2 separate regions of the Homo sapiens genome follow, and region 1 is linked to region 2. The links are chromatin contacts, found by Hi-C or POLR2A ChIA-PET in ENCODE. All regions are on one chromosome and are shown on one strand. Each heading gives the region's core, a stretch centred on a gene start or an enhancer-like site at or near the end of the contact. The rest is flanking DNA. Distances are from core to core; before and after follow the strand shown.

Region 1 (7,337 bases), core at 1,860-4,359, 98 kb after region 2:
TAATCATAATAAAAACAAGACCATGATGTTGACATGCTCCCAAAGTGTTTGGTCATGAGAGAAGAAAAAGTGGAACAACTGTTCTTTGTAAAACATGGATGAGCTGGAAGCCAGAACTGACCCATTTAAAGAAAGCAAGAGAAACAGATCAGGCTTATTATCAAATACAAAAGAACAGCATGTCACTAACAACCTAAATTTATCTCAGATGTACAAAAAAATCTTACTCATCCCAAGCAGATCTCTAGACCAACATTCAAAAATGACTATAAAAGGCATGGGAAGTTGAAAACCTTTTCTAGGATTCTATTTACAAGATGCTACCTCAATTTTTGTTTGTTTGTTTGAGACGAAGTTTTGCTCTTGTTGGCCAGGCTGGAGTACAATGGCACGATCTTGGCTCACTGCAACCTCTGCCTCCTGGGTTCAAGCGATTCTCCTCCCTCAGCCTCCCAAGTAGCTGGGACTACAGGCATGCGCCACCATGCATGGCTAATTTTGTATTTTTAGTAGAGACGGGGTTTCTCCATGTTGGTCAGGCTGGTCTCGAACTCCCAACCTCAGGTGATCTTCCCACCTCGACCTCCCAAAGAGCTGGAATTACAGGCATGAGCCACCACGGCCAGCCAAGCTACCTCAATTTAAGAAACATTATTTGATATCTCATTATTAATTAGTCTTCTTTTTCATATATCACAAAACAGTTGAAAATTACTTAAAAAGTACTCTTAATCAACAATCAAAATTAGATCCTGGCCACATCACACACGGTGGGTGGCTTACCATGCCTGTAATCCCAGCACTTTGGGAGGCTAAGACAGGAACACTGCTTACATCCAGCAGTTTGAGACCAGCCTGGGCAACATAGTGAGACTCTGTCTCTACGAGAAGTTTTTAAAAATTAGCTGGGCATAGTGGCATGCACCTGTAGTCCCAGCTACTGGGGAGGCTGAGGTGGGAGGATCCTTTGAGCCCAGGAGGTCAAGGCCTCAGTGAGCCGTGATTGTGCCACTGCACTCAGCCTGGGCAACGGAGCAAGACCCTGTCTCAAAAATAATAATAATAAAAGACATAGATCTCTTTTGTGTCTGGAAAGCAGACCATAAGAAGATCTACATTTTATTTTTTAAAATAGGATTTTTTCCCCCTAGCCTTGAGGCAGGATCATTTCTAAAGAGGCTCAGATTTGAAGGGAAAAAAAAAAAAAAAGATGAAGTCATAAATCCTTCCCCCAGGAAAAGAAAGAAAAACAAAACATAGCATTAAAAATTTTGGCAGATGGATGATCACCTTCATGTTTTCCTCAAGGCTGTGTTAAGGTTACATTTCTCCTGTCAAAAACACAACCAGGAATCCGTTCCCTGCTATGTAGAAGTGGAGGAAGTGAATGGCTGAAATACAATGACTGAGAAGAGGCCAGGCTCTGTGAAAAGGGGACCTGGATTCCATTCCTAACATTTAACAATTTAAGGTTTCTAGGGGTCAGTTTCCTCTAAGAGTACCAGACTAAATAATTTAAAATATCTCTTTTTAATCCTCAAAAATTCCAAGTCTATACGGTTCCCATGATCTGATAGATTCAATGATTTTTTTTTTTTTTTTTTTTGAGACGCAGTCTTGCTCTGTCCTGTAGGCTGGAGTGCAGAGGCACGATCTCGGCTCACTGCAACCTCCGCCTCTCAGGTTCAAGTGATTCTCTTGCCTCTGCCTCCCAAGTAGCTGGGATTAGAGGCGTCCGCCGCGACCCCTGGTTAATATTTGTATTTTTAGTAGAAATGGGGTTTTACCATGTTGGTCAGGCTGGTCTTGAACTCCTGACCTCAGGTGATCGGCCCGCCTCGGCCCAAAGTGCTGGGATCACAGGGGTGAGCCACCATGCCCGACCTAGATTCAGTGATTCTCAAATAACCTAGGATGCTCTGATAAACCCCAAAGTCACTTACAATTCAGTTCAAATGCCATTGAGCACATTAGTCCAGCACGTTTATCTTTCCTTCCAGGACTGGTGCAGACTCATTTATGGAGCTCAGGAACTGAGCTCCAACACTTTCTCAGCCCTAGGACTGTGAGCAAGGTCCTTTTTTTTCCCCAAATAAATCCACCCCTCCAAACTGTTTATTGAAATTTCTCTTACCTGTCTTAGCAGAGATTCCCAAGCACTCCTGTGCTCTTTTTGTCACTTATTAAAAATCAGATCAGAAAAAAGAGGGAAACAAATGTCTTTGCTCTATGGTGTGAAGGTTCATTCATCCACATGTATTGCTGAGCGCTCCTACGTGTGCCTGACATAGGGAAGGGATGACTGGCACGGCCTGTGTTTCCACAGAGCACATATTCTACTGGCAGGGATAGAACTGTACAGGAGAATAAACCTGGTAATATGAGAGACTGAGGATGGGGCTGGGAAGGTGGTTCATAGGGGATCTCAATTAATAAAGGGCCAGCAATTGTGAACATTACATGGGAAAGCATGCCAGGAAGAAGAGAAAGTTGCAGAAGGCCTACAGTAGGCATGTATTAGACAGACAGAAGATTACTGATGCTAGGAAATGTTGCAAGAGGCATGCCAAGATTGAGATCAGAGTGGTCATCCTGAGCCCACAGGCCCTTAACTCAGTGAGGAGTTTAGTTTTTATTCTCAGTCTGGCAATATGATTTGATACAAATTGTCAAAAGATTCATTTGGCTGCTGGTAGAACGTGGATGACAGGAAGTATGATTAGAAGCAGGGGACCTGTAAGGAGGCCCTTGAGATCCAGCAGAGAGGGCATGGCCACCTGGACCAGGGTGGAGGAGGGCGAGCCGGGAGTCGAGAGTTCCAAGTAAGTGACATAAAGGACTAACTCTGCTCTTCCTCACAGTTGCAGGGCATTTTTTTTTTTTAAGTGGACTTAAGATTCCAAACAAGTGACATACAAAGCAAATTTTGATTTTCCCCTTGGCTGTATCCTTCCAAATGAGTCATGTCTGCATCTACTTAAGCAGACTGGGACACCACTTCCCAGCTCAAGAATGCCACCCGCATGTGCTATCACAACAGCTTTGATGAGGCTTGGCCACCAGGCCCTGGGTCCTGACCACTTGCAAGTGGGCCACACCTTGATAGCAGCTGCATGACAGCACCCACTAACTTGAGGAAGCCAGCCGAGGGGCCAGCTTCCTGAGCGTGATTCAAACCGGAACTAAGGGTGCAGCTGACAAGAGTTTGTCAACAGCCATTGAAGTAAGTGAGTTATGAGGTTTCAGGTTGACATTAGGTAGCTGCTGGTGTGGGCAGCGCAGTGTTGTTTTACAACTGAGGTCTTTACTTTCCTGTTTCCTCCCAGAACAGAATTTCATCTAATTGGGAGGCAGAAAATAGGTAGCTGGTTTTCAGGAAAACTGAGAAATTGAGTGGATTTATTCAGATCTGAAACTGTTCATGCTTCCCCCTCCCCACTCCATGGCTTCTGTGGTTAAGAGCTCAGTCCTTATCCTCCAATGCAAAATGGTCCTCACCTCCAGCTTGTAAGAAACAAGAATCCTCTCCTGATGCCTGTAGTCTAGGTTAGGAAATCTCTCTTCCCTAGACCCCGCTCTTTACCCGCTCCTGCTGCACAACTGTAATCCAGTCATGAACTGTGTGTTTTGAGGTTTCATGTCTATCACCCTTTGCAGAACACACTCTCAGATCCATAGCAGCTGCAAATACGCCCATCCTGTTTACTATTACATCTCTAACATTTGGTAACCTGTAACCTGTAACGATGGCTACTCACCACAAATATGTAGACTAAGTATACGAATGAATGAATGAATGATGACACAGTTGCCTTTAGCATCTAAATGTCTAGACACAGAAAGCAACTCAGACCACTCCTTGCTGTGAACCAAGCTGTACGAAGATCATTTCAGATTTACTTTTCTTTTTCTGTTCCTATGTTTTCTGTTTCTATGTTTCTTGCCATTGTGACTTACATTTCCCTTCAAACAGCCTTGCAACATTATGGGCTTGGCTGAAGCTTGCCAAAAAGGAAACAGCACAATCCTAACACGGGTAAGCAAGCAGGTCTGCTGATAATACTTAAAAGGTGGGAGGAGCAGGGGAGGCAGAATTGTAATGCTCTCTTGCTTGGGAGCACTTGTCTCCCAGAGGAAGGGTTAGATCACTCAACAAAATATGAAACCAGAGAGCAGAGTAGTTTTGAAAAGTTAAAATATTTAGATATGAATAATTTTCAGAGGAAAGATAGCAGTAAAGGTTGGAGGGGTGGGGCTGGTGCAAGAAGAAATAAATCTTATCAAAGGCAGCCTTGGGAGCTCAGGCAGATAGGATAAGAGATAAGTCCCTTTGCAGAGTTAGTCACACCCTCCCACATACAATTCACTTGGCAAAGGTTCCTTTACTAACAAAGCAGGTGCATGTTTTAACCAAAAAACAGTGCAGTGCAACAGCTAGGGTGGCTATAAATGTAGTTTTAAACACTTTTTTTTTAAAGCAGGATATAACAAAACATCGTCTATAGGAAATCTGAAAATATAGGGTCTTATGGCCACAAAGCAAGTCCAAGTTTTCTCGTCGAACTTTAAATGATGGACAGTTTCTGAAAAGGGGCATTTGGACCTTAAGTCGGAGACAACAGAGCTGACATTCCTCCCAAAGCTCTGTGGAGTGGAAAACAGATGGTGATTCCAAAGCAAGAATCTGAGGAAAGGAGCCAGGTTGAGATGAGAAAGGGGCAATTAACAGTGAGAAAACCCAGTTCCTTTCCTTCAGCTCTTCAGACGAATCCAACAGAACTTCTTTTCCTCTGCTCCAGTTATTAGGTTGGTACAAAAGTCATTGCGATCTTTGCCATTACTTTCAATGGCAAAAACCGCAATTACCTTTGCAACAACCAACCTAATGTAAGGACATGCTACCTGGGAGACTCTGCTCATGGATGATATTAATGTTTCTGCCTCTGCCACTCAAAGTCAGCCCTACAAGTTACTATCCCCTAGCAAGGGAGCTACTCAGGGTTTAGAAACAAAGAACATTAAAAAGGCCTGTACATAGTGGTAGAATAACCAAATCAGCCTTTCAAATGCAAGGCAAAGAAGCATTCTATACTCACAGCCCAAATAAACAAAAGCAGTTTACCTCCAATGCAACCTAGAGTCCTAGCCTCGCCCTTTCTCTCCCTCTGGACTGAGACCTCTTTATTTCCTCTGTAGTTTCTCGGTGTCTCTTCTTTTCTCTTTTGCTTCCTCTCCCATTTCGTTTACTGACCATTATCAAAATTTAAAATTAACTTTTAAACACCCATTTTGTGTAATTTTTAAAAAGTATGATGTTCATGCTGATCATGTCATTCCTGTATTGAAAATCTCTCAATGATCCCCACTGTATATACCACAGGATTCAACCAGAAGAACAGAGAAGCTCAAAGCCTCTCATAGCCAGCCCCAATTTGTCCCTCAAACATCCTGCACTTCAATCAAACCAGACAGAGTACCAGTTGTTCTCACTTGGATTGTTCTTTAAACACTTCCCATCACCTACAAATAATGAAATTTTATCTTCTCTTCACAGCCTAAAATCAGCCAGTACCTTTTCTATCAAGCATTGCTACACTGGGGAATCAGAATTCAAATGTTTTCTGTATACACAGCACTTCTGTATACAAACACATATATGTGTCTTTGAACATATATTTATTTACTTTATTATCCAGTAGGCAACTGGTAGACCCAGAGTGTAAGACTTATTTCCTCTAACCACACACACACACACACACACACACACACACACACACAGAGAGAGAGAGAGAGAGCAAGAGGGGGGAGAGAGAGAGAGAGAGAAACACAGACAGTGCCTATTATCTTATCTTAAATATAATAGATGTATCTTTAGGAAGCAGAAGTTTTAAACTGAGTAGCCAAGTGTTTAGAGACTTTCAATTTTACTTTCTCTTCCCCCACATCCTATTTTTGAAAATTCATGTAATCTCTGATTTTGTTTTCTATGAGCTGGTGACGCTGAACAAATGAAAATCATCAATCATTCTTGAAATTCATATTTCATAAGGTAACATCGTAAGAGTTTCATGAAACTCCTCTGCCAGTTGCACTTTTAGCATGAATTTTTAGAAAAAGTATAGAATGACAAAAGGCTACTACACATTCAATAAGTCTTTAAAATATATTTGCATTTTGTTAACCATGGTAGGATCTGCATGCATTTGAAATTGGCTATAACTTATGTTTTGTTATATTGCGCCCCCTTTGACGCTTTTTAGAAAACAACATTTAAAACTACTTTTTGAAGAAACAGAAATTATGAAATTCTGATTATTTCATACACAACAAGGCTTGGACCATATAGTGTTAACCCAAGGATAATTCTTGTAAGAATTCTTCCCTATTCTCAACCCTCGGACTCTATTACCTACTGTTGTGAATGTCAATGAACTAATTATTGCTTGGCCTAACTTCTAGAATCCAACTTCATTCCAAACCTGCCCTTGAGTAAGGAAAGGAAGAAAGCTCTATCTAAGACCAGTGCAACGGGAGGATCTCATTTCCATTTAGATGTTACAGGATATTTTAAAAAGTAGAATTGAAACTGGACTTAAGTTTCCCAGACCAAATGCCAGAGACAGTAGAGATGCTATAGCCAAAATAGGGAAGACAGGAAGACATGTCAGTTTCAAAAGGAAGGGCATGAGGTCAGCTAGTGGGTCATGATATGTTTGAGTTGAGATGTTCAGGAAGCAATTGGAGAGACAGGTCTGGAGGTCAGCACTACTAGAGGCAGAGATTTGGAAAATATCTGCCAAAAGCGTAAGTGTCACAGGAGTTCATGAACTGTAGATTCAGAAAAAGTTTAAGGAAGAACCTTGTAAATACCATATGTCAGAGGTAATTGGAGAATATGGAATTAAAAAAACAAAACAAACAAACAAAGCCAGGAGCAATGACTCACACCTATAATCTCAGCGTTTTGGGAGGCTGAGGCAGGCAGATCACCTAAGATCAAGAGTTTGAGACCAGCCTGGCCAACATGGCAAAGCCCAGTCTCTACCAAAAATAGAAAAAAATTAGGTGGGCATGATGGCACACGCCTGTAGTCCCAGCTACTCGGGAGGCTGAGGCATGAGAATCGCTTGAACCCAGGTGGCAGACGTTGCAGTGAGCCAAGATTGTGCCACTGCATTCCAGCCTGGGTGACAGAGCAAGACTCCATCTCAATAAATTAAAAACAAACAAACAAAAAAACAAATAAACAAAAAACCCAAAATAGGCCGGAAATACAGAGCAAAAGGGAACTAGCATTTACTGAGCACTGCCTGGGACTAGGCCAGGCACTTCAAATA
Region 2 (7,874 bases), core at 2,601-5,100:
GATGTTATACTACACTAAAATCAATCTCAAAATTACTGTTAAGTTTACATGTGGCTGGACATTGAGTGCAGAAAAATAGACATTGGAGACTTTGAAAGGTAGGAGGGTGAGAAGGGGCTGAGGGATGAGAAATTACTTAACAGGTGCAATGTACATTCTTCAGGTGATGGTTAAACAAAAAGCTCAAACTTCACCACTATGCAATGTATCTATGTAACAAAACTGCACTTGTACTCCTTACATTTGTACATTTAGGCGGGGTGTGGCAGCTCATGCCTGTAATCCCAGCACTTTGGGAAGCTGAGGTGGGTGGATCACCTGAGGTCAGGAGCTTAAGAACAGCCTGGCCAATGTGGCGAGACCCTGTCTCTACTAAAAATACAAAAATTAGCTGGGCGTGGTGGTATGCGCCTATAGTTCCAGCTACTTGGGAGGCTGAGGCAGGAGAATAGCTTGGACCCGGGAGGTGGAGGTTGCAGTGAGCTGAGATCATGCCAGTGCACTCCAGCCTGGGCCAGAGAGCGAGACTCCATCTCAAAAAAAAAAAAAATAATAATAGTATATTTAAAAATTACAAGTGGCAATTTTGATACCACCCTACCAGCTCATTTTAGAACATTTAGGGAAAAATGCTTTGTGGGTTGACATTCTCTCTTGCTAAACAAGTGAGGGAGAAAATGCCAAACCTAATCCCTTTCGAATCACAAATATGCTGCCAACTACCATACATATTAATATAGTTGACACTAGAGAGCAGCTTAAGTAAGGCATAAACACAAAGTAACCAGACAAGACCCATGTTTTACAATGTTGCCGGTAACACTAAAGGCACACCCCTGCCCTCTGAAGCCAGCTGTTCTTAGGGGCTTTAGCTGAGATACTAAAATAAAACTTAAATCTGATGTTCAATCAATAGGGACTTTGCCAATTGATAATTTAATGAAATAGCATCACGAGGAGATCATTCAGCTTTAAAACAGTGATCCTTAATATTTTTATATCCCATAGCAATTTAGAATTTGATGAAATTTTGCAAACCTCCCCATCAAAACACATATACAAATGTAATAACTGACATTTGTTCAGTTTTAGGGATGCTGTTGGACCTGCTGGAGCACCAATGTACCCTCGAGGATCCGTGGATCCTAGGTTGAAAGCACCTGGCAAGGATGGGTAGCTGGTTGCTTGGATCAGTGACAAGGATGTAAGAGAGGGAACTGGGGGTATTGAAGAAGAAAGTTTATATCATCAAAAAAGCTACTGAGTATCACCACCATTTGTTGAGTTCTGGCTGGATGTTATACACTGTGCTAAATGTTTCAATATATTTAATCTTTTTAAAGCTCTTGCATTGTAATTATCCTACAAGCAAGGAAATGGGCAGAGAGAAGTTAAGAGACTTGCCCTAGACTGTATAATTAGTAAGTGGTGAAGCCTGAATGCCAACCATAGTCTACAGTCTTAATTACGATGGTCTAAGTCAGATTTTTCAAATGCATTGTTCTGAAGGGTGAAGAATCTTTAGAAGATAATAATTTTTTAACCTCTAAGTATGCTCAGTTGGAATTTAAGATTTTTTGTTTTAATTAAATGACAACAAATAATTAATTCATTTAGGCACACCATATATATAGCAAAAGTTATTGAAAGAGACAACCAGATTGCAGGGTTGTATACGGCAACTACTTTATTATTTTCAAATGCAAACTCTTTGCATTTAGTTTGCTATTTTACAATTTTACAAACTAGGTATAAAAGACCATAAATAAATGACATAAGTTATGTGTACCTAAAGTTCATGAAGGGAAGAAAAATACCTTGACAAATTAAAACAAAATAGAAAATCTATGTCTAACTCCAGAAATCACTCAAAGTTTGGAACGTGTGAACCGAACAATGTTCTGTTAATTTCTTATTCAGTATGAACTAAATTATAATATGCCTTATACATTCTAATTTGAACCACAGTCCTTGCATATTCCAACATACTTAGAGTGATACAAAAAATAAACGCACTCTTCAGTGTGTATCAATGCTTGATGTTGTTTGGAGAATGTTAAATAAGTGAAAATATTGCTTCTAGAACTTTCCTTTATGGGTCAGAATTTAAGTGTCTTCAGACAAATATTGAGGCTATACGGGTGTACGGATTAATACACATATCCTTCACAGATTGAATACAAGAGGTCTCAGAATGCACACACCAGCAGTGTAGCGAGCACAACCTTTCTTTAAAATAAGAACGTTTTTCAACCCACCAGAACATTTCACTCGTAAGATTGCTAAAAAATAACTTGGGGCCTGCATACACAAGGTGAAGCTACTTGATTTGGTGCAGCGGGGTAGTTTCCCACTGCTCTAGAGATCGGCACATGAGTTAGCATTGGAGCTCACTCGGCCAGGGCTTGCCCACGGGCTCAGACCCAGACCCTGAAGTTGGCCTCCTACCCTTACCTCTGGAAAAGATGAACTGCTCAGAAGAGTCAACCTCATTTCTTTATACATATTTTTCAGGCATCAATGCATAGGCACATCCCTTAAAAAATATATTAAGGTCCCCAAAAAGGGGTGAATCAACTTTGTCACTCTGGCATAGAACACAATGCCACACACCCTGTCAGAATGTAATAAATATTTATTGATGATTTTCTCTACTTATTCAACAATAAATGGTTCAGAATCTATTTTTTTTCCTCATTTTTCCCTGATTTGATGTTATAGCTTATATAAATGGCCACGGTTTCTGCAACCACAGCTTAGGATAAGCAAGGCAGCCACTCAGATTATGAAAAATGGCAGTAAGTTGGCTGGAGTTTGGTATACATATCATATCAATACTGAATCTTCACACTCCGGAGCTCCGATTCTAGAAGGCTGATGCTCTTGTGAGGGCAACAGGAGTTAGCTGCATATTAATTACTGTAGAACTTTCCAGGTAATTAGGGAATGTGAAATTGCCTGAGGCCATTTCATCCCAACTACCTTAACCTCAAGAGTCACTGGCATGTATTTTTCTGTGATATTGGGAGACAAAGTATTAATCCAGGACACACCATCTCAAAGCTGACACACATATCTACGTTCATCTCCAAAAGTATATGAATTGCATATATTCGTTCGCATTCAACAAGTCCATTTATGCAGGAAAACAAAGGCTACTTGTACTCCATTTGGGGTTACCAGACACATTCCATCTCCTTCTCTCTCTCCATCAAGGAACTGATGATTCAGATGAGTTCAATCAGAAAATTTGTAATTTTGATGATGGGTTGTCACCTGAATGGATTTATATTTTAAATTACTTCACCATTAAGGTGAAAATGCCTCTGTCCAAAGCTGTAGAATTCTTATTAAGGTTAGTGTGACAGCTACAAAATACACGTGTAGATACAGGATGCGTGTAGATACAGGATGCTGAACATCTCTGGGTTGTCTTTCCAAGGGGATGGTCTCCAGGTCCACTGTATCATGTAGTTCTTCATCTTGAAACTGGTGGAAAACCAGAACTCTCCAGGTGTAGCATTCCACAACATTCATGGGTAGTCCTAAGCATGAGGCTACGCACATACACACACCCGCACACAGACAGGCACGCATACAGACACACTCACACCTATGTACACACATCAAAAGAGATAGTCAGCTCATATTTAGTCTAAGAAAAAAATATATTTATATCACTGCAATGGCACACCCTGGGTAAAATGTTACTTCCGCAATGCATATCATAGGCAGCTCATGGAACTGGCTTTGTTTTGTGTGGTTGCACCTGACCTGGTGTCCATAGTAAGACCTGTAGCATTTGGTCACTTGCTGCCACACCAATGCAGCAGTGACACACAGGAATGAAATATGGAAATACATATAAATAAAACCGCAAAGAGTCTGGGGCAAGGGCTCTGCAGAGCTGGTGCTGCGAGACAGTGCATTCCTCAGTGCAACTGGAGAACAGATGCTGAATCTTAAGTGTTTGCTGTTTCTTTCACTGCGAAAGGGGATTTGAAAGTCACACATTTATTCTTTTCAGGTATGGGTGTTGTTTCATCAGTGTCTTTGCCCCAGAACTGGTGTAATTGAAGCAGAAGAAACACATTTAGACGGAACTGAGGAGGGTGTGTTCTGTTTTCTTCCACGGGCTTTGTAATCAACAGGAAGGGCTGTGAGGCCAAGATAGCAGAATCTACTCCCTGTAGATAAAAGAGCAAGACTTTAGACAAAACGTCGACCCATATTGCGAGCCAACTGTCAACCACTATTGTAAGAAAGAATATATAGGTTCGTAGAAGTTGGTATCCTTCAGTAAAAGTAGTTCAGTGGTGAGATCACGAATTATACTTTCCTTTTCTGAAAAATAGCAATTATAAGAGCAAAAAAAACCTGTTTACTAACAGCTTAATTACAACTCCGAGATAGGTACTATTCTTATCTCCATTATATGGATGAGGAAATTGAGCATAAGGAGACTAAGTACCCTGCCCAATGCCATACCCTCTGGAGTGGCAAGGCTGGGATTAGACCCCACAAAGTTCTAATTGATATTTATGCTTTAACCACCGTGTTGAACAGCCTGTCTATGAAATGAAAATCCTGACTTGTTTCAGTTCACAATCCACCCATAGTCAACAATAATGATTGAAAAATGCAAACTAAGGGCCGGGCGCGGTGGCTCACGCCTGTAATCCCAGCGTTTTGGGAGCCGAGGTGGGCGGATCACGAGGTCAGGAGATTGAGACCATCCTGGCTAACGTGGTGAAACCCCGTCTCTACTAAAAATACAAAAAATTAGCCAGGCGTGGTGGCGGGCGCCTGTAGTCCCGGCTACTCGGGAGGCTGAGGCAGGAGGAGAATGGCGTGAACCTGGGAGGCGGAGCTTGCAGTGAGCCGAGACAGCGCCACTGCTCTCCAGCCTGGGTGACAGAGCGAGACTCTGTCTCAAAAAAAAAAGAAAAGAAAAAAAAGAAAAATGCAAACTAAGAAGTGAAAAAAAGTGGTGGTTTTTCTTAACAAGAGAGTAACTCCTGATAAATAGAAGTATCTAATCTAACATGGCGAAAGAGCCATACTCTCTACATGTAAACAGGCAGGAGAGAGGGAACATGGGACACAGGGAGATACTTGCTCTATGAACGACAGAGGTCTTCTAGGTTCAAGCCTCCTTCCACATATCAAGAACTAATCAGCCGCAGGCTGGAATTCTAGACATCAGCCTGGAATCGAACAAGGCTGGCACACAGCAATGGACTCCTCATGGCTCCTCATTGTCCATATATTTGTCACATAATCAACTCAAACCAAAGGAAGTAAGTTCCCTTCTTTCATTTATAACAACCAACTATCCAGATTACTTATTGGACTATGCCTCCCACCACGGTGACCATGTTTAGCAGCTGGTGGCCTCAAGCAAAGGGCAGTAATTAAGACCAAAATGCACTTTTATAGATTATTTTGCCTATTTTATCAAATCACTTGTCTGTTTTGCATATGTGTACATTTATCGTGTAGAGAATAAAATTTAATTTTTTGTAGTAAACGACCATATTTAAAATTGTAGAAAACACTTTAGTCTATTTAAAGAGAGAGAAATCGTTTTCTGGCCAGGTCTTGTAGCTCATACCTGTAATTCCAGCACTTTGGGAGCCCAAGGAGGGAAGACTGCTTGAGCCCAAGAGTTTGAGACCAGCCTGGGCAAAAGAGCAAGACCCCATCTTTAAAAAAAAAAAAAAAAATTAGCCAGGCATGGTTGTGCACACCTGTGGTCCCTGGGTCGACATGAACATGAATGTTATGTTGACAATTACGTAAAAATGACAGAAAAGTCATCAAATCTACCTTCTAACTATTTCCTCTCTGGAAATCGGTCAAATCCATCAAATGTAGTTTTTGAAACCTGAATGTGAAGGGATTTCATCAGGTGGGCAGGTATTTATGTGAAGTATGAGGAGAACATGAATATGATCTTAAAACGCTAGAGTGTATTCCACGTCCTGCGGACACACAAGGTTGGTAATGGTTTCTTTTGCTACTAGAAATTCTTAAAGGAGAAAGAATGGTCTCATAAACACGTGTTGCCTTTCAGTCTGCCAATTCCTTCTCCACTTAACATCTGGATATCAATAGATATTACATAAATATATTTGTAATATTAAGTGGGCAATTTGGGGACTTGGTGTGTATGCAGAAATGATTGGACATTTGAATTGAGATGTAAGGGAATGTGAAGACTTGTATCTACTTAATGCCAGGATACGAGTTGAGTGAAATAAGCCTTCTCCTCACCATTGAATTCAGGCAACTCCTTTATCATGGGAAATTTCTTAAACAGAGACCAGACAAAGCATGTGGTCTATGTAGGGTCATGAGTTAAGGAGAATTCATTGTGACTAAATAAACAAAGGCTTGTTCCTTTGAGTCAGTCGTGATGACATCAAAATGTCTTTACCATCCAGTTCTTTTCATTGCAATAGAATTTTACTTTTGTATCACTGTCTTCCCCATTACAAAACAATAATTTTATAAATGTCAAGGCTAAATAATGCATGTTTATCCTGCCAGCATAACTTGAAAGGTCTACCACCATTGTATAAATATGTATTTACCTCCAAACTCTCATAAATCCATTTAAGTGAAGAAGCTTCACTGTGTGACCCCCCTACCACTGAACTTCATTTCACCCCACTCTGGCATGTTGTAATAAAACAATTGGGGTTACAAGTGAAAGACAGATGAATAATACTTGGACAATGTTGGAGGAAGAAGCGTACCTTTCTTCTGTGGAGCTCACCGTGTTTTACTTAAGAATATTTCATACACACTTGCAACAACACCATGCATTAGGAAAGGTGTTATTATTAAGGTATCATTATCTCTCTAATTTCCAGGTGGAGGAACTGAGTTATAAAGAAAAGTGGAGTGAATTTCCCAGTGTCAACATTTCAGTTGGCTTTAGAATCCATAGCTGTCCGGATGCCAGAGTCTGGCTCTGCGCCCTGGGAAACAATGCATCATTCCTATTGTTCTCACATTTCTCTTCTAAAACTTCATGGAGGTAGTGGAGAGAGTTAACACTTTTACTGTTGCTGGATATTATTTTAGGCACTTGGAAAGTCCTTTTTTGGCCTTTGCATCAGCCTTGACTCTAATATATGCATATGTTGAAATTTTGAAGATTCAGACGGTGACCTTTGAATAAAATAAGATTTCATACTTCACCTCTCCTTTGATCCTTCCCTGATTACTTCATTTACAGAAATACCTGCTGAGCAGGAACAAAACAACACCAGCATAGTATATAATGTTGTTAGGCTATTTCAGAATGGACATGTTCTCTGTTGAAATGGTCTGCTTTTAATATGTTCAGTGTTTAGAAAATACCTTGTCTTAAGTTGTAGACTTTAAGAAAAAAAAAAAAAACTTTTAATTATTCAATGTACACAAGGTAACATTCTGTTGTTAGTTAAAATACAATGCCACCTGGGCGCAGTGACCGACGCCTGTAATCCCAACACTTTGGGAGGCTGAGGCAGGTGGACTGTCTGAGATCAAGAGTTCGAGACCAGCCTGGTCAACATGGTGAAACCCCGTCTCCACTAAAAATACAAAAATTAGCCAGGCCTGGGTGGTGGGTGCCTGTAATCCCAGCTACTTGGGAGGCTGAGGCAGAATTGCTTGAGCCCAGGAGGCCAAGGTTGCAGTGAGCCAAGATTGCACCACTGCACTCCAGCCTGGGCAACAGAGTGAGACTTTGTCTCAAATAGTAATAATAATAATAATAATAATTTTTTTTTTTTACCAAGCAAGCAAAAGAAACAAAAAAGTCCTACATTTGTCAGCTTTTAACGTGAATATCCAGAACTCCTAGACTTCTGCAAAAGTGG

What was found. A loop is a pair of places that touch in the nucleus more often than their neighbours do. ChIA-PET counts read pairs that join two places held with the same protein, here RNA polymerase II (POLR2A). Pooled maps may share reads with other maps.
Region 1: a map of endothelial cell of umbilical vein shows a loop between it and region 2 (2.7-fold over the local background). The contact joins two enhancer-like sites. A Hi-C loop is called at or near these places in 5 of 168 maps with a recorded cell type or tissue (CD4-positive, alpha-beta memory T cell, cardiac septum, endothelial cell of umbilical vein and 2 more) and 8 of 50 pooled maps. POLR2A ChIA-PET finds 5 or more read pairs at or near these places in 6 of 52 experiments (CD4-positive, alpha-beta T cell, CD4-positive, alpha-beta memory T cell, CD8-positive, alpha-beta T cell and 3 more).

Annotation. Positions count from the first base shown.
Region 1 is chr2:221,514,767-221,522,103 of GRCh38, forward strand. All of the region lies in intron 3 of EPHA4 (EPH receptor A4), which reads right to left. Among named protein-coding and RNA genes, the nearest start is that of EPHA4, 54 kb to the right of the region's middle. RefSeq lists enhancers at 2,400-3,599, 2,573-3,074, 2,923-3,217, 3,075-3,574. Within about 2 kb of position 3,110, at least 22 of the 41 ENCODE cell types and tissues checked have a DNase peak (open chromatin) inside an H3K27ac peak, as active enhancers do.
Region 2 is chr2:221,416,366-221,424,239 of GRCh38, forward strand. EPHA4 (EPH receptor A4) reads right to left here. Exons shown (of 18, transcript NM_004438.5): 18 at 1,662-4,187. Among named protein-coding and RNA genes, the nearest start is that of EPHA4, 150 kb to the right of the region's middle. Within about 2 kb of position 3,851, at least 2 of the 41 ENCODE cell types and tissues checked have a DNase peak (open chromatin) inside an H3K27ac peak, as active enhancers do.